Regions from separate parts of the Homo sapiens genome. Here region 1 is linked to region 2. Evidence: read pairs that join two places in POLR2A ChIA-PET (ENCODE). Cell type or tissue: Panc1. All regions are shown on one strand. Links, peaks and the distances in the headings refer to the core of each region. The heading gives the core; the rest is flanking DNA.

Region 1 (9,102 bases), core at 2,476-4,975, 290 kb after region 2:
AATAAAAATATCTATCAATAGGGTTATCTTACTTTATATCAAAAAGGTGTTTGATATTTGCTTAAATTTTTTTAAACACTTAAACTGGAATTAAAGTATATTTTTAACAGAAGTAAGGATATCTAAACTATTATGAAATACTGAAGGTATTCCCACTAAAGACAAGAATAAGATAAGGACACCTGACATCACTTCTAATCAATGCAATAAAACAAGAAAATGTAATAATAAGTAAATATTAGAAATGGAAAATATTAAATTATATCAACAGAAATACTGTAAGAGAATTCAGTAAAATATTTAAATACAAAATAAATATACTAAGAGTAGGATGCTAAAATAGAGAAAAGAAACTTTACAATAGCAACAATAAAATAAATCTAGGAATAAATGTTTAAAAGAAGGCTGGAACTTACATTCGAAAATCACAAATTTGGAATGTGCTATTGATGGATGAGAAAACATAAAAATATAAAAGGCCATTTTCTCCAACTTAATTTATGAATTACATTATTCTAAGTTATTGTTTGGAAGAACAATCAGATGAGAATAGTGCAGATAATTTTGAAAAATAATAAAGATAGACTTATAAGATCAATATTACAATATGTTGTGGAACTATAACAGTGGAAACTGCTGCTACAGATATAGAGAGACACATCAGAGAAGTGGAACAGAGATCTGAAAACACAAATGAAAGAACAAGTGAGAATCTGCCATATAAGGCTGGCATTAAATTAGTTGGAAGGTGGTAGATTATTTAACAAATGGTATTTCTAAGTTAGCACAATTGGCTGATTTAGAAAAAGATGAAATAAATTTGAACTTGCACCTCACACCTCATAGCAAAATATATTCCAGATGATAATAGTTAACATTTACTGGGTAATTTTATATGTCAGGCACCATTCAAAGTTATTTATAGTCTGGGCACAGTGACTTATGCCTGTAATCCCAGCACTTTGGGAGGCCAAGGACTCCTGAGGTCAGGAGTTCGAGACCAGCCTGACCAACGTGGTGAAAACCCATCTCTACTAAAAATACAAAATTGGCCAGGTGGTGCACTCCTGTAATCCCAGCTACTTGGGAGGCTGAAGCAGGAGAATCGCTTGAACCTGGGAGACAGAGATTACAGTGAGCTGAGATTGCACCATTGCACTCCAGCCTGGGCAACAAGAGCAAAACTCCGTCTCAAAAATTTAAAAAATTTATTATTTTCATTAATCCTTACAATAATCTCATGAGCTAGGATCAATTATTTAACCCATTTTACAGAAAAGAAAACAGAAGTTAATTAATTTGTCCAAGATAACACAGTAAGTTGCAGAACCAGATCTCTTGAATCCTAGTAGTTTGGCTCTTTAGTCCACATTCTATAAACATTCTATAAACATAGAAAAGTGAAACTATAACATAACTAAAAAAAAAAAAAAAGAATGATGAAAGCTTTTTTTTTTTTTTTTTTTTTTTGAGACGGAGTTTCACTCTTGTTGCCCAGGCTGGAGTGCAATGGCACAATCTTGGCTCACCGCAACCTCCACCTCCTGGGTTCAAGCGATTCTCCTGCCTCAGCCTCCTAAGTAGTTGGGATTACAGGCATGTGCCACCACGCCCAGCTAATTTTGTATTTTTAGTAGAGACAGGGTTTCTCCATGTTGGTCAGGCTGGTCTCAAACTCCCGACTTCAGGTAATCTGCCCATCTTGGCCTCCCAAAGTGCTAGGATTACAGGCATGAGCCACCGTGCCCAGCCCTGATGAAGGCCTTTCTAAGGGATATGAAAAAATAGACTCTATGGGCCAGGGGCAGTGGTTCACGCCTGTAAATCCCAGCACTTTGGGAGACCAAGGCTGGTAGACCATCTGAGCTCAGGAGTTTGAGACCAGCCTGGGCAACATGGTGAAACCCTGTCTCTACCAAATATACAAAACAATTAGCCAGGTGTGGTGGTGCATTCCTGTAGTCCCAGCTACTTGGGAGGCTGAGGTGGGAGGATCACTTGAACCCAGGAGGCAGAGGTTGCAGTGAGCTGAGATCACACCACTGCACTCCAACCTGGGTCACAGAGTGAAACCCCGTCTCAAAAAAAAAAAAAAAAAAAAAAGAATAGACTCTATGGATTGATATAATTGGCTACCCACATAAACTTATTTAACTTCTGTACATCAAAAAATACCATCAGTAAAATTTTAAAAATCACAAACCAAAAAAAAAAAAAAAATAGCTTACATAACCAGTGTATTAGTCTGCTCTCATACTGCTATAAAGAACTACCCAAGACCAGATAATTTATAAAGAAAAGAGGTTTAATTGACTCACAGTTCTGTATGGCTGGGGAGGCCTCAGGAAATTTACAATCATGGCAGAAGGGGAAGCAAATATATCTTACATGGCGACAGGTGAGAAAGCATGTGAGCGAGCACAGGGGAACTGCCCTTTATAAAACCATCAGCTCTCATGAAACATATTCACTATCATGAGAACAGCATGGGGAAAACTGCACCCATAACCCAATCACTTCTCTTTCTCGACACGTGGGGATTACAATTCAAGATGAGATTTGGGTGGGGACACAAAACCTAACCCTATCAACCAGTTTCATCATTACTCTATAAAGAGCTCTTACAAATCAGTAAAAAAGATCAATAAAAAAAGATCAAAACCTCAGTAAAAGTGGGCAAAGTATATGAGCAGACAAATCATATGTAGTGTGTGTGTGTATATATATGTGAGTTTGTGTATATATATGTGTGTATGTGTGAGTGTATATATGTATATGTATACACACATATATCTTTACATATATACACACACATTTTAAAAACTTTCATCTCACAAATAATAAGACAGTGAACAGGGAAACAATAATACAATTCCTTCAGATAGTCAAATTGGCAAAAATTTTTAATTCTAAAACTCTGTAATTGAAAGTGTAGGGAAATAGAAATTCTCATAAAATAGTATTGGAACTATGAATGAATATCACTTTTTCTAGAAGACAGTTTGACAATATATTATCAAAAACTGTTAAAATGTGCATAAACTTTGACCCAGAAATTCTACCTCAAACAATTTGTTCTAAAACAATTGACAGATGTATGAAAATATTTATGGATAAATAGTTTTATCACAGCACTGTTTATAATAGAGACAAATTAGATACACTCTTAATACCCAACAACAAAGAAATTCTTAACTGCATTTGGTGCTTCCATGTGATAGAAGATTATGCAACCATTGAAAATGACAGGGGAGAAATGGTCACAGTAAACTACTTTAAAACTTTCATACAGGATGATCCCATTTTTGTAAATAAATCCACCACTGGGTGTGTGTCTGTGTTCTGTAAAGATAAGCACAAAATATTAATTCTGAATGCTATAATTTAACATTCCCTTCTCCCTTCCTTTTTTTGTGTATTTTTCAAATTTTCAACAAAGAACTGTGTAATCAGATGGAAAAAGGGGATTTTATCATTAAATAAGTCATATCTCAACATTAATTCTTGACAGACCTTGTATTTACACATGTCCCACTAAAGAGATGCCATTTTTATTTCTACCCTTTCCTTCATTTTTCTAGTTTCCTCGTGTTACCAAATATTTCCTGTGTGCTTTCATCTTACCCTCAGTTCTGGCATCCAAAGACATTATTATGGAGAACGTGCCAGTATGTGTGTCAGCAAAATGAATCAATTAAAAGAGTTGACCTTGGATCCCTTTCCATGAACAGCACATAAAAGGCAGGCTATTATGAGATTTATAGGCAGGGCAAGTTTTAAGTGGAGAAAAGGGAGCCGAGAAGGATCAGAGCATCACCACTCACAACACACCCTTCTCTTTGCCCGTGGCTCCAGCTTTGGGGAAGGGGAAGGAGCAAGACAGGGTCTCACTCTGTTGCCCAGGCTGGAATGCACTGCAGCAGTGCCATGATAGCCCATTGCAGCCTCAAACTCTTGGGCATCCTTCTGCCTCAGCCTCCCAAGTAGCTAGGGCTAAAGGCACACACATCAGGCTAATTTTTTTTATTTTTTGTAGATACGGGGTCTCACTGTGTTGCCAGGCTGGTCTCTAACTCCTGGGCTAAAGTGATCCACCTGCGTTGGCCTCCTAAAGTGCTGAGATTACAGGCATGAGCCACCTCACCTGGCCAGAAAGATAACTTTGAATGCATCTGTGTATCTACACATTTTTATATATACAGGTATACATACATTTTATACATACCTCTATCTATACATATGTAGACATGCATATATATGTATGTATATGCACATTTTTATTTATATATATGTGTGTGTGTGCACACGTGTATGAATTTTACATGGAAAGCCAAAATATCAAAGTGAAAGGGAAAGGCTGAAAGCAGGAAGACTGGTTTACTTGGTGGCCAAGTGTTAGAAGATGAGCAACAATGAGGGCAGGGCAGAATGAATGAGTATGAAGGATCTTTATGAAACAGAATCAGAGCTTTCTCTGCTTCTCCCTGACTGTGGCAGAAGATGGCTGCTCCCTCATCCCCAGCTTCCCACTTTACATTCCCTCTATTCAAATGATCAGTCCTGACTAACTAACTACCTGTCACTCAGTGGTCATTCCAAATTCGCAGGAGAGAGAATCTGATTGGTCTAGCTCAGCATAGTTGTCCAATCAACTGGTCCAATCAACTGTGGCCAAGCTCAGGGTCACAGATCACAAATGTGGTTGCTGGGGTCCATTTAACTACTGTCTGTCTTCACCTCTAGACTATATTCTTCATGAGGACAGGGACCTCAACATTTGCTCAATACTGTCTGCAGCACCTTTGAGGACATAGCCGGCACTTAAAACCCATTTGTCAAAAGGATAAATGCATAAATAAATTAACAAATGAAGAGAATCATAGTGTAGAAGGCTAACTATTAAGTCATCCAATCCAGCCATCCATTCATTGTTGATGTGTTTAATTCATCAGTAGAGCACCACCTTCGGCAGGATTATGTCAATTGCCTTCAATATGTCGATGAGGTTTTGTGGTCTAGCCTGAGTTTACAAGAATGATTTAAGTTAGAAACTATGCTCATAATTCCAAACAACTGACTTGGGAAACCTAATTCATTAGTAACTTGAGAAATACCTACAGCCCTCCAAACAAGGTAATCAATGGGAGAACTAGGCCAGAGAGAAAAGGTATTTGTCAGAGGAAACTTGGCATGTATGTTATACTTTTACGATCTAATTATTTTAGTGTTCTTCCTGTGGAATCCATTTTCCTTAGATGACCTCTGTTCATAGGAAACTATTTGGTTTAATCTGTGGAAGCCATAGCATATTTTTAACCATCTCCAAAGTCCAGCTCCCTCTCCACGGAGCGTGCCTGATGCCCAAACAGATGTCTCATAACACAGCACACATGAGCTCACCACTGGCAAGTCTTTTGCACACAATCGGCCCACACCTCTTCTCACATCTCCCTGTCATCCCACAAACCCAAATTCAGAAGTTGCAGGCAAGCTCAAACTCTTACCACAATAATAGAAAAGCAGAAGGCAGACCTCCAATTTTGAAGTTTCAATTTATTAATATTTTTAAAAATCTAATGACCAACCAGAAAAATATGCAATACAAAGCATTAGCCAAACTAATTAGTATAAAGAAATGTGCAAACTGGCTGCCCCAAAAGAATTCAGATTAAATTATCCAAGGAAAAGGTTTCAAAGGAATTCAAATTTTGATGGAGGCCAGGTGCGGTGGCTCACACCTATAATCCCAGCACTTTGGGAGGCCAAGGCTGGCGGATCACCTGAGGTCAGGTGTTCAAGACCAGCCTGGCCAACATAGCGAAACCCCGTCTCTACTAAAAATACAAAAAAAATTAGCCAGGTGTGGTGGCACACGCCTGTAATTCCAGCTACTTGGGAGGCTGAGGCAGAAGAATCGCTTGAACCCAGGAGGCAGAGGTTGTAGTGAGCCGAGATCACTCTCACAGAGTGAGACTCCATCTCAAAAAAAAAATGTTGATGGAATTATAGAATATTAGGGCTGAAAGGCCCTTGAACGTCATCTAGCCGGTACAACTTAATTGGACAGATGAAGAAACCGAAGCCCATAGAGAGAAAGTGACTTGCCCCAGGTTTCACAGTGAGTATGTTAGTGGCAGAACTAGAGGTAGAACTCTGCCTCCTGACTGCAACCCACAAGGCAGACCACAGCCCCCAGCACCAGTGTCCTGTCTCTAAATGCCTCAGACCATCAATGCCTGGAGTTCAAACCCAAGGAAATCCAGAACCTGATCAACAAGATCTTTCATCCTGACCATTTCATCATAACCATTTCAGAATATGTCACCTCCAATTTAGGCAAAGCTTTTTGTTGAGAACAATTTCCTTTAATAAAGCAATCGAAGGTAACCCAAAAAGTATTTTTAGAGGTAACATTAACCTTTCAAGTGTGGAAGCCAAGGGAAGTACATAGGATTCTTGCTATCCTTTCTCCAAGAACCTAGGAGATGTCCAAGGAGACCATGGGGAGGTGACTGAGAAGCCCTAAACTCATAGCTGTGTTCCTGGATCCTTGACCTTTGGAGAGCTTAAACCTGCAGGGAAAAATCAGAGCTTTCTAAGACATCTTGCTGCACCTCGGAGCTCCGGTGTGTGAGCAGTACTTGTTGAGTGCCAACTTGAATGTTGGGCTCTTTAGAGCAACACTAGGCTCCACAGGAGAAGCCCTTGAGGGTGCCTCAGAGGTGCTCACCAACCAGTTAAGGAGCAATGTTTCTAATGGGAAACATTTAGAGTAGGGTTCCACATGGCAAATTATATTCCTCATTGAACAAATATTTGTGGAGGGCATAGGGTGGACCAAGCTGGACATCTTGCAAGAAAAGAGTAAGACATCAATTGAAAGCCATAAGCACGCACCAGATCCCAAAGGGCTGTGTATGCCAGTGGAGGTGTTTGGCTTTTATTTTAAAGGTGATGGGGAATCACTGAAGAATTTTGAGCTGGAGAGTGAATTGACCAGACTTAGGTTCGGGAACAATCGTTTGACTATGTCAAGAGCTGCTGGATTGTGGTCAAGTGCTACACTGTGTGATGCTATCTACAAGTCTTTCAAGAAATCATTTGCACTTTTAGTCTATATTCAGGAATACAGTATAAAGAGGATGAGTTCCTGAGGCAAACAGAGCTGGGTTTTAATCCCACTCTGCCACTTACTGGCTGTGTAGTCTCGAGCAAGTTATTTAAATAGGTGTGAGACTTTAGTTTTTTTTCTGTACAATGAAAATACTGATACATAACTGACAGAGTTTTGATGATAAGTAAAGACACTAATGTACCTGGACGTTTCAAATAGTCCTCCCACCACCATTAGATACACCCAAATCAAAATGGCACTTTCAAGCCTAGGAGGAAGGCCAGCTGGCATCCTAAGCCTTCATTTAGCTGGAGATATTGTTGCATTTTCTTCTTAGAATTTAATCTGAGAAATTTTTGCTAATGTGTGAAAATAATTGGCATTCATTCCTGTAAATGAGGATGCTGAGGTAAACTGAGGTCAAAGCCAAATCTTGGATCGGAATCAAACCACCCAAAACCAATACTGTGGAAAATAAAACTGGGTCACAAAGACCAGTGTTATGAAGCGAGAGTTCCAATCGTCCTAGCAACCTTTTAACCAAACACTGGTGCAGATTTGCTGGCCTACATGACGGTGAGAACATCTGGCCTTTCTATTATCCTCTTGCAAGCAAAAAACGATGTTGTGTAAACTGATCTTTAGGCCAATTATATGGTCTAAATGTTACCGTGTTTATGCTGGCACCTCTGACTCCAGGTTTTAAGAACTTATTGTAACCACACCCCTCTTACAAAGACTGTGGGTCTTACTGTATATTACCCCAGGGATTTATTGATGCCGAGTCTGCACCTTTTTTCAGGAAGATAAATTCAACATCAGTCAAATTGTGTGCAGTGCACTGTGGGAGGTCCTATAAGAAATAAGTTACAGGACTTGGTGGCAACAGGAGGAGAGAACAAACATAAGAGTGCAGGCTCTAGGGGCTGCTTTGTTTTTCCCTACAATTTTGCTACATTTTTTCCTATTTACCAGTTGTATTATAGAAGCCAGATGTGGAGTATAGAAGCTCTAGTCTGCAGCTCACTCAGAAGACACTAAACTAGGAGTTGGAACACCTGATACCACCTCCAACTGGCCTTTCCACCACAGACAGGGTCTGATTGTGTCTGCGCATCCCCACCTGCAGAGAGACAGCATTAGACTACTAAACACAATGCGCCAGGCACTGTTCCAAGCCCTTCATAACACTGATTAAGGGAGTCCTCCTAATACCTGTAAGTGACAGGCGGTATGATTACCCCCACTTCACATCACACTGTGGGGTGTCCCACAGTGGGGGCCACGCAGAAGCTCTGAGCTTGCCCCTCCCCTCTGGCTGCTCGATGAGAGCTCTGGGCTTTTGTGCTCAGCTCTAAAGGACCAGGTGGTGGGGAGTGAGGGGAGGGTCTATAATGAACCACAGCACAATGCTCTGGATTAGGTGACCCATGGGCGTACCCCTAGGGTGTTACTGACCAGAGGAAGGAGGACTCTTTGCCTCCACCATCACCATTTTACCCCACCCCATCTCCATCCCTCTGCTGCTCTGGCCAAGACACCACGGCGGCAGCTGGAAGTGCTGACCTCAGGTCTTCCTCCCCACCTCACTCCCCCACAGCCCCCACTGCCCTCTTTCATCCCATCTTCAGGGGACAGATGTGAGAGACCATCTTTTAGTCTGTGGATGCTTTCAACTTTTTTGAAAACCCCTGGGAATCCTAACATGGATTATGAACAGAGATATTGGCAGAAGAAGGCTGGGAGCTCCCGATTTTGTCTCTGGACAAAACAGCCTCTGGTAAAAACAGTAGAGTGACTTATTTCAATTGAAGAGAATAAGTACATGAGCTTCCGGATTCATTAATTAATTAGCCTCCCCTCTCGGCCAGCCTGGTGGCCAGCTCTAGAAGACATCTGAAGCCAGATGAGCACTCAACCCCAGGCACCAGCAGCTCCTTCCCCAGGATGAGGGTTTCCCTTCATCTTTCAAGGACATGAATCTCTTG
Region 2 (9,102 bases), core at 3,053-5,552:
CCATGGTGAATCTGATGACTATGTGCCTTGGGGATGGTCATCTTGTATATTATCTGGCCAAGGTCTTCTGTATTTCTTGAATTTACATGTCAACCTCTCTAGAGAGATTAGGGAAATTTTTGTGGGCTATGTCCCCAAATATATTTTCCAAGTTGCTTATTCTCTCTCCTTCTCTCTCAGGGATGGCAATGAGTCATAGATTTTGTCTCTTTACATAATCTCATATTTCTGGGAGATTGTGTTCATTTCTTAAAACTCTTTTTTCTTTATTTTTGTCTAAGTTGATTCAAAGAACCAGGGGTCAAGCTCTGAGATTCTTTCCTCAGCTTGGCCTATTCTGCTATTAATACTTCTGATTGTATTATGAAATTCTTTTTTGAACTCAATAAGCTCAGTTTGGGTCTTTTGTAAAATTGCTATTTTATCTTTCAGCTCTTAAACCATTTCACTGGATTGCTTGGTTTCCTTGGATTGCATTTCAACTTTCTCCTGGATATCTATAAGCTTCATTGCCATTCAGATTCTGAATTCCATGCTCATCATTTCAGATTGGTTAAGAACAATTGCTGTGGAGCTAGTGGGCTCATTTGGAGGTAAGGGGACGCTCTGGTTTTTTAAATTGCTACAGTTCTTGCACTGATTCTTTCTCATCTGGGAGGGTTGGCGTTCCTTTAACTCTGGTGTAAACTGAATATAGTCAGTTGGCTTCATTTCTGGAAGTTTTCAGAGGGCAAAGGCTCTAAACAGTCTGTTGAATTCCAGTCCTCGGCCTGGCAGGCAGGAAAATTAGCAGTTTTTCGTGTTGTAGTTTGGGATGAAATCCAGTAGATGGCGCGTGAGAGCAATGGGAGATAGCTAGACTAATATTCTGCCACCCGGCTCCTTTGTGTATCCGGGCCTTTGAAGCCGTGCTCTGTGGTGCAAGGGGGAGAGGGGTGACCCCTCACCAGGTCTCCTCCTCGGTCTTGAGGGGAGGGACCCCTGATCACTGGCACTGTGGCCGTGACTTTCTGTTGTTGTTAGGTGTTCCAGGTCGTTGGGCTCCTTCAGGCAGAGGTCCAGCAGGGAGACAGGCCCCACACTTACTGGACCAGCTCTGTGGAGGGAGGCACGCCTAGGTTCCACACCAGCCCAGGAACCTGTGCGACTCACCCCTCTCTGAGAGTTTTCTGAGAGTATGGGCTCCTCTTCTGCTGAAGCACTGGGCCCAGTTCCGCACTCCGGAGCCACAGCCCTGGGACGTCCGGATCTGCTCACAGCTCCCTCCCCTGGACCCTTGGGGTTGGGATCTGTGTGCACTGGGGGATTCAAACAGCTCCCACGCTGCCGGAATGCACTCAAGTGGAGCAAAGCACCCATGCTGAGCAGCTGAGGCTGCACTGTGTACACACTCCTGTGGGGTGGCCAGGCAGGAATCCTGGGAGGGACTGGCAGGCAGGTGGGCCTGCGGGACAGATGTGCCCTAATCCCACGGGGAAGCACTTCTTCTCCCATTCTGGTGGTTATATGGGGCCAGAGCCTCTCAGAGGGAGACAGAGAGCCCTGGGGGATGAGTGCTCCCGCGGAGCTGTCTCACAGACAAAGCTTCCAGCTCCGTGCCTGCTGGAGCCCTTTCTCCATCTAATCTCTAGTGAGAGTCTCATGTCAGCTCAAACGCGGAGGCCGGGGGTCCTCTGCAGCTAGGATCCCAGAGGTCTACGGCAAGAGAATAAATTGTTATTAAAGTAATTCCTCTTTGCTCTGAATTTGCATTCAGCCGAACGTTCACGTGTGACCCAGCTTCACGATCTGAGATTTGTACACAATGTGCAATTTATTTGAAATATTGGAAGTTGCTTTTCTGCTATGTATTGACTTGGCATTTCTAGTCTTTCACTCCTGTTATGATCTTCAGTATGGTGCATCTTTTCCTGGACGTTAGGTGCTCCTTCCTCTCTCCCTTTCTCCCTTCTCACTCCAGGGCAACACATATTATTATAAAGTTTATTCAGGTTGAGTCTACTGCTTTGGTGAGTTAAAGGACATTTTAACTCATATGAATGGCCCTAAAAGCCTTCACCTGAGCATTCAACTTGTTTGATAAGCATACGCTATGTCCCTCCCCTGGCCAGGTCAAGGCCACCACCGTGTGAGCCTCTTCTCTACCCAGGTTGCTCCCATATATTTGGATGGTTAGATGGGAAGCTGGTCCAGAGGGCAGACGAAGAAATGGAAATTCGACCCCAGCTGACTAGTCCACATGTGACCCAGTGGTATTATCTGGGAATTTTCACACATTATGCACCTTATTTAAAATTCTGGCAATTTTTTTTCTTCTATATAGTGACAAAGACATTGCTTGGATTCCCTTTGCTGCTTACAAAAAACAACAAACACCAAAAAATCTATAAATACAGCATTTATATTTTCTGACTGAATCTCAAAATTAGTTGGGGCATTGGGAAAGAATTTAATTTGACTTTTGAGTGTAAACCAAGGATGTATTTCTTTGAAAAGATAAAACAAGAGGGCTAATCATCCTAAACATGAATGTCTGCACAGATTGAAATTCCCAAGATGCCCAGGAGCCCAGCCTTTGCACAGCCTCCAGCACCGACATTATCTGGAAAAGGGAAAATTTTTCAGAGAAAGAGCATTAAAAAATATATTATTGGAATTATTAGAATAATAATACATTAGCTTAAATAAAACTGACAACTTTTGGAAGTGCTGGTTGGCTCAATCCCAGTGATATTATGCCATTCTGTGTCAATGGCATACCTATGTGCCTTTATTTACTTTATGAATGAGTACTTAAAATTTTTTTCTGGGCAGTAGATATATAATAAACATAAACTCTTCTTTATCTACCTTCCAGTACTCTGAGAAATTTCCTTTGTTGTGTTCATCATCAGTTGGCCCGACCTCTTTCACTCTGGTTGCTCTGCCACATTTAGAAACTTTGTATAAAAATGACAGTAATATCTGCAGTGGCATATGTTACCCAGATGAATCAGGGTTTTTACTCCCTGTCTGTAAGTCCGCTTGGCCTCCTCTTTCCTATACCAATTCTATTCTAGATCCTGAGAGCATTTCTTAGTGACTTCCTTCTTATTATCTTCAAAATATGCTATTCTAAGGGCCCAGATGACTTTTTGCTACTTGAAATTCTTACATATGAAAGTATACAAGAATCGAGTAGTTTTTCATTGGCATCCAGAAATCCTTTACTCCATCCTCTCTTTTCACTTGTCAGCTTCTTCACTAGACTATGTGTTCCCTGGAGACGTTTAATTCATTTCTGTATTCCTAAAATTTAGCACAATTTACACACATGGCATGTAATTAATTCCCAAAGCAAACTGAACTGAGTACTGTTCCCATTTATTTGCATTTCACTTGGCACCCAACAGAGCACCTGGCACATAGTAGCTTTCAGAAAATATTTGGTGAGTGAATGACTTATTGGTACTCACGTGTGTTTTCAACCACTTCCCCCTTATACAAAGGGATATGTTTGCAGAGTTTCTCAATGGGTGACCCAAGCAGGAACCAATCCACGTCTTTGATCAGAGACTCCAGAGGGTTGTACTTGACCCAGGTGTATTTGCTGGAGAACATGTTGTCCAGAGCCTAGATCGGTATAACAGAAAAGAACAACATAAAATAAATTGACAAAAATTGGTGTACCTTATTCTAAATTGTGACAATTTTTCTCTTTCAGATTATTAAATAGAAAGAACTTAGGGATCTCAAGACATCATCTCTTTTTGAACACTCTATCTGTGAAGTAGCCTCATTAGTAATTACCAGTGTTATTTTACCTCTGGTGGCAATGAAGCCCAAAGAAAGTAAGTCCCATGTCAAAGGTAGCACCTATAAGAAGTTGTGGAGGGAGACTTAAACCTTGGGTCTCTAGCCGCAGTGCACTGTTTGTATATGTTCACTCAACTGTATTATTTCTTTGCATCTTTGGGTCATTGAATATTAGAACTTCTCTTATTATTGTTCCAGTCACCATTTCTCATAGCCCTGCTCTGAGAAGAGAAGCTGATCAGTCCTTGCTATAATGTCACTGGAATTTATTATAAATTCTTGTATTTAGGACTATATGGTGGAAATCAAGCTAAGATTTGCTCCTGCTCTTAAAAAATAATAAAATAAAAGTAAAAACACTTTAATAACTTTAATAAGTTGAGTATCACATTTATGGTAAGGCATGATAGTATGATCTTCTCCCTCACACTCTTCATTTCTCCATAAATACCAGTATTGCCTGGCTTAAGAACAGAGAATACTCAAGAGTGCCCCAGAATTACCTGTTTCTCATAGATGTACCATTGGAGATTGTTCAGAGGAGGGATGTTCTGATGGTCCATCTTCAGGATAAAGCAGGCTCTTCGGGAGAGCACCCTGGATGCAATGTAGCCCTGAGGCAGCAAGAGTACAGTTACTGTTCCTCCCTAGTTCCCTGAATCTGAACTTGGTGAAGATGATGCCTGAACCTCGGAAGAAAGACTTGAACATGCACAGTGAATATATGGTGGGATTGCTCTCCAATCTGCAATCAACTTTATCCACTTGACTTATTTTACATAACATTTTCATTTTTTCACTTGTCATTTCTACCCCTTTGAAATTGTGCAAACCCATGACTATATTCTGCTTTTCATGTCATGGAACCAGGGTCTGCAGTTTGAGGTTTGAAAGATTGAGAAGAAGCACTACTCTGTCTCTTTCCATTATTTTATTATTATTATTACCATTATTATTATTTTTTTGAGACAGACTCTCACTCTGTTGCCCAGGCTGGAGTGCAGTGGTGCAACCTCAGCTCACTGAAGCCTCCACCTCCCTGGTTCAAGCAACTCTCTTGCCTCAGCTTCCAGAGTAGCTGGGACTACAGGTGTGCACCACCATGAACAGCTAATTTTTTATGTTTAGTAGAGATGGAGTTTCACCATATTAGCCAGGCTGGTCTCAAACTCCTGATCTCAAGTGATCCACCCACCTTGAGCTCCCAAAGTGCTGAGATTAGAGGTGTAAGCTACTGCATCTGGCTTCTTTCCATTAATTTTATTCTGCTTCCTCCCCAGTTTGGGGTAAATAGAATATTTTTTAGAACTGTGCTGTCCTGGCCAGGTGCAGTGGCTCACACCTGTAATCCCAGCACTTTGGGAGGCCGAGAAGGGCAGATCACAAGGTCAGGAGATCGAGACCATCCTGGCTAACATGGTGAAACCCCGTCTCTACTAAAAATACAAAAAATTTAGCCGGGCGTGGTGGCGGGCACCTGTAGTCCCAGCTACTCGGGAGGCTGAGGCAGGAGAATGGCATGAACCCGGGAGGTGGAGCTTGCAGTGAGCCAAGATCACACCACTGGACTCCAGCCTGGGTGACAGAGCGAGACTCCGTCAAAAAAAAAAAACAAAAAAAAAAAACTGTGCTGTCCAATATGATAGTTATTAGCTATATGCCACTATCTAAATTTAAATTCAAATTAGGTAAAATTTAAAATGCACTTCTGTTACAAATTTTGAGTACTCAATAACCACAGGCGGCTGGGGGCTTCCCTATTGGAAATTCAAATCTAGAACACTTCCACCGCTGCAGAAAGTTCTGTTAGACAGTGCTGCTTTAGGAGCTCTCATAAGCATACCCATACCCACACTCATGCACGCTCACACACGTCTCATCTATCCTCCCCTCATTTGCCATCTTTTCTTCCTCTCCAGTTTTCCCCATCCCTTCTCCATCTCAAACCCAAGCTGGCTGGAGAGGGATGGGTTGCAATAAGGTGGGATTGAAAGAGCAATGGAGGGTGAAGACCCTGGGGCCAGATGGGACCTAAGGCCACTGAGTCTTCACCTGGAGTGAAAATTGTCTCTACAGAGTTCCAAATAATGATATACCCTAGAAAGCTGTATCTAATAGAAATCTTTCTGGTTCTTATTTTTCAATTCTCACAAATTGTCAGTTCCTAAAATTCAAAAAATAGACAGAGGCTGAGCCTGGTGATAATGGAAGAAGCTTAAAGCAAATCCTCACTTCTCCATTTTTTTTTAAAGACAGTTTTGGGATTTCCATGACAGTTGCTTAAAAACAATTTCAGTGCCACTTCCTTTTAAACCACATTTTCTAATGACTCTATACTTTCAAATGTGTGATTGAACTGCCAACACCAATGGGAAAGAGGAACGTGAAGACATTTCTAGAAGAAAAGGGACAGAAAATCATGTTCAAAAGTCTAGTGAGATGAGCAGGAACCTACTTATATCCATAGTGCATAGCTTGGAACCTAGGTAGAAGCAGGTTCATAATTCGTTGGTGGAAGAAATGGAAAACAAATGAATAAATAACTGATGAAGGATATGTTTTCTGAGCAGGTTTCTGTGACTTATTGTTAATGCCAGTATCTAACACTTGAAAATAGTTTAGTGCTTTTAGTTAGCAGATTTTCTTTCTTACAGAAAAAGTATGATTTTTTGCCTACCCTATGTACATAATTAAATGTGTATAGTTGCTCTGGATTTCTGCTATGTTGTGATTGCTTTGTGATTGTTCTTTTTATTATTTTATATTTTTTAATTATTTATTTATTTATTTTTTTGAGACAGGATCTCGTTTTGTCACCCAGGCTGGAGTGCAGTGGTGCAGTCTCAGCTCACTGCAGCCTTGACTTCCTGGGCTCCAGCAATCCTCCCACCTCAGCCTCCCAAGTAGGTGGGACCACAGGCCCGCACCACCACACCCAGCTAATTTTTGTATTTTTGGTAGAGATGGGATTCTGCCATGTTGCCCAGGCCAGTCTCCAACTCCTGGGCTCAAGAGATCCTCCCGCCTCAGACTCCCAAAGTGCTGGGATTACAGGCATGAGCCACTGTGCCTGACCAATTGTTCTTTTTCTGCATGATGTTCTGTGTTAGAAGCCCTATTCATTCATTTGTTCACTCAACAAATGAGTTTGAGTGTCTGCATGCCGGGCTTTGCTTTGGACTTTGGTTACTCTTCTTTGCACTTTCTGAGCCTGTAGTGGGATAATAGCATTACTCTTCCAATTTCTACCTGAAAAGGTCAAGCAAATGCATATGTTTCCTGTCATATGTTTTTCTTCAAAATGGTTTTGTTTTTTTAACCAATTGCTTGATTATTTAAAGAGAAAAGTGAAAGTGAGGAATTCTTAAAGAATTGCAAGGTTAAGTCTAAGAATTCAAGTATATATGCCCCATATATATATAGATCCCTCTGCTCTTTAGCAAACTAGTCCTGATGAATATGAAAATTCATTTGCTGCTTACATGTTTATAGTCAAAAATTGTGGTAGAAGAGCATGATCCTGCATGGATGTTAATGATGGCGGTATTTTTTTCATTATCAATTGTCACTGTCTCCTGAACATTGCCACCATTGTTGCTTGGGCTGATGATGTTAAAAACCTAGATTGAAAAGAAAGACAAAATGTTTTTCCATAAATCTTATATATTTGAAAGGCAACTCTTCCAACAAAATAAAGCAGCTGCCTGCTATGAACAAGGGATTAAAAACTAAAACTGTCCACTGGGGTCCCAATCCAAAAACTTATGATGCCATAAGAAGGCAAAGCTTTTCCTTAGAGTTTACTATATTATATATGGGAGAAGCAGTGATATCACAAGAGAAATGAGACTGACCACATTTTAAAGCAATGGCTTACATTTGCAAAGGTATTGTGGTTGGAGAGGAATAGCCAAGCTCATTATTTCCATTATTGGTTATTTCTGAGATTCCATCCCAAATAAGGCATATGGCCTCTCTACTGTCTTCAGGCTCTCTTGTACCTTCCCTTTCCTCTCCCAACATCTCTAAGAGATAAAGTCCATAAGGAACCAACTCACCTCGTATCCATGAGATTGTATCCCAAAGATGGTCAGCACCACCAGAAATGCCACCTGAAAAACAGACCCACCACATCCATTCTTTATAGGGTAGTCATTGAGTGTGGGACAGGAGGAAACACTGGACAGGAAAGGCACAGATATCTCAGAAAATGTACACCTAGAGACACTGAGTGGCCACAGATGGTCAGCACTCCCTTTCCACGCACACATTGATTGGCTCACACATTGGCTCATTTAACAGGCATTTGTTGAGTTCATTCTATTTGCCAGACACAGGGTGCTACAATTGCCACCTAATTCCCAACTCTTTCTAGCATTATAACCATGTAGATAGTAGGAGAAACCCGGGGCAGATGAGCAGTGAAGGATTCATTTCACTATGGAAATACTCTGGTATGATTCACACTAGCTTTGGATAACAGTGGTCAAATTGTGTCCTCTAAAAAAATAATTAATTAATTAATTAATTTTAAAAAACTTTAATCCCTTAAGACTGAGAGGGTAATACAGATTTAAAATGAATCATGGGTGATAAAGACCTGACAGGTTCCTAAGGGAAACTATGAAAATAGAATGCTTGGGAGCACAATTAACTTTTGAGGCTGACATCAAGTAAAACCCCCATATTCTCCTATGCCTTAGTGATACTATCACACAAGTGCTGGGCCCACAGGTCGTGAGCTGACATTGAAGCAGTTCTGATATTTTGCTGTAGTTCTGTAAGAGTCTGTTCCAACATGCTAACCCAGGTTTTGTACCCTCTCTTCTGAACATCAGTGAACTGTACTATCGCTGAAAACTACATCAGTACATAGTTGACTGCACTGTCATTTGAAAACTGCTGATGAAAGGAGTCTTGGGGAAGGGGGATATTTTTAAGAACTGTCAGTGGGACTTTCCTACTTCCCTTTCCATCCCACCCTTAATATTTCTCTTCTGGGGACTGGGAGTAGAGCATCTAACAAAGACCTGTGTGCTGATATTCAGCCTTCCATAGGGATACATCTTCTCTTACCACAGACCAGCTCCAGCAACATATGATACTCCCGTATATTCTAGTTAATGAGTCTAAAATAGTGGTTTGAACAAGTAGTCGAAGGACTAAACCACTTTAATGGTATGATTAGAGAGAGCTTGGGGAGTGTCCTCTGCCCCAAAATGATCTCCCTTCCAACACTGTGGTTAATACACCATGGTTATATAATACTTTTGTGCTTCAGGGTTAGGTCTCAATTTGGAAAATCAA

The links. ChIA-PET counts read pairs that join two places held together with the same protein. Peaks named below come from ENCODE experiments on the same cell type or tissue, not always from the same donor. Only the 100,000 strongest peaks of a DNase experiment are listed, where the experiment ranks them.
Region 1: POLR2A ChIA-PET joins it to region 2 with 5 read pairs; 2 of 35 experiments call an interaction of 5 or more read pairs at or near these places.

The regions. Positions count from the first base shown.
Region 1 is chr2:69,233,571-69,242,672 of GRCh38, forward strand. All of the region lies in intron 17 of ANTXR1 (ANTXR cell adhesion molecule 1), which reads left to right. Among named protein-coding and RNA genes, the nearest start is that of MIR3126, 130 kb to the left of the region's middle. In Panc1, for the core only: a CTCF peak has its summit at 4,858; no DNase peak of the experiment used is centred there; H3K27ac peaks cover 1,028 bases.
Region 2 is chr2:68,942,849-68,951,950 of GRCh38, forward strand. It overlaps GKN2 (gastrokine 2), which reads right to left. Exons shown (of 6, transcript NM_182536.3): 2 at 7,854-7,907; 3 at 7,278-7,415; 4 at 4,299-4,409; 5 at 3,456-3,612; 6 at 2,384-2,602. The coding sequence ends at 2,520. Among named protein-coding and RNA genes, the nearest start is that of GKN2, 5.5 kb to the right of the region's middle. RefSeq lists an enhancer at 889-1,078. In Panc1, for the core only: no CTCF peak of the experiment used is centred there; no DNase peak of the experiment used is centred there.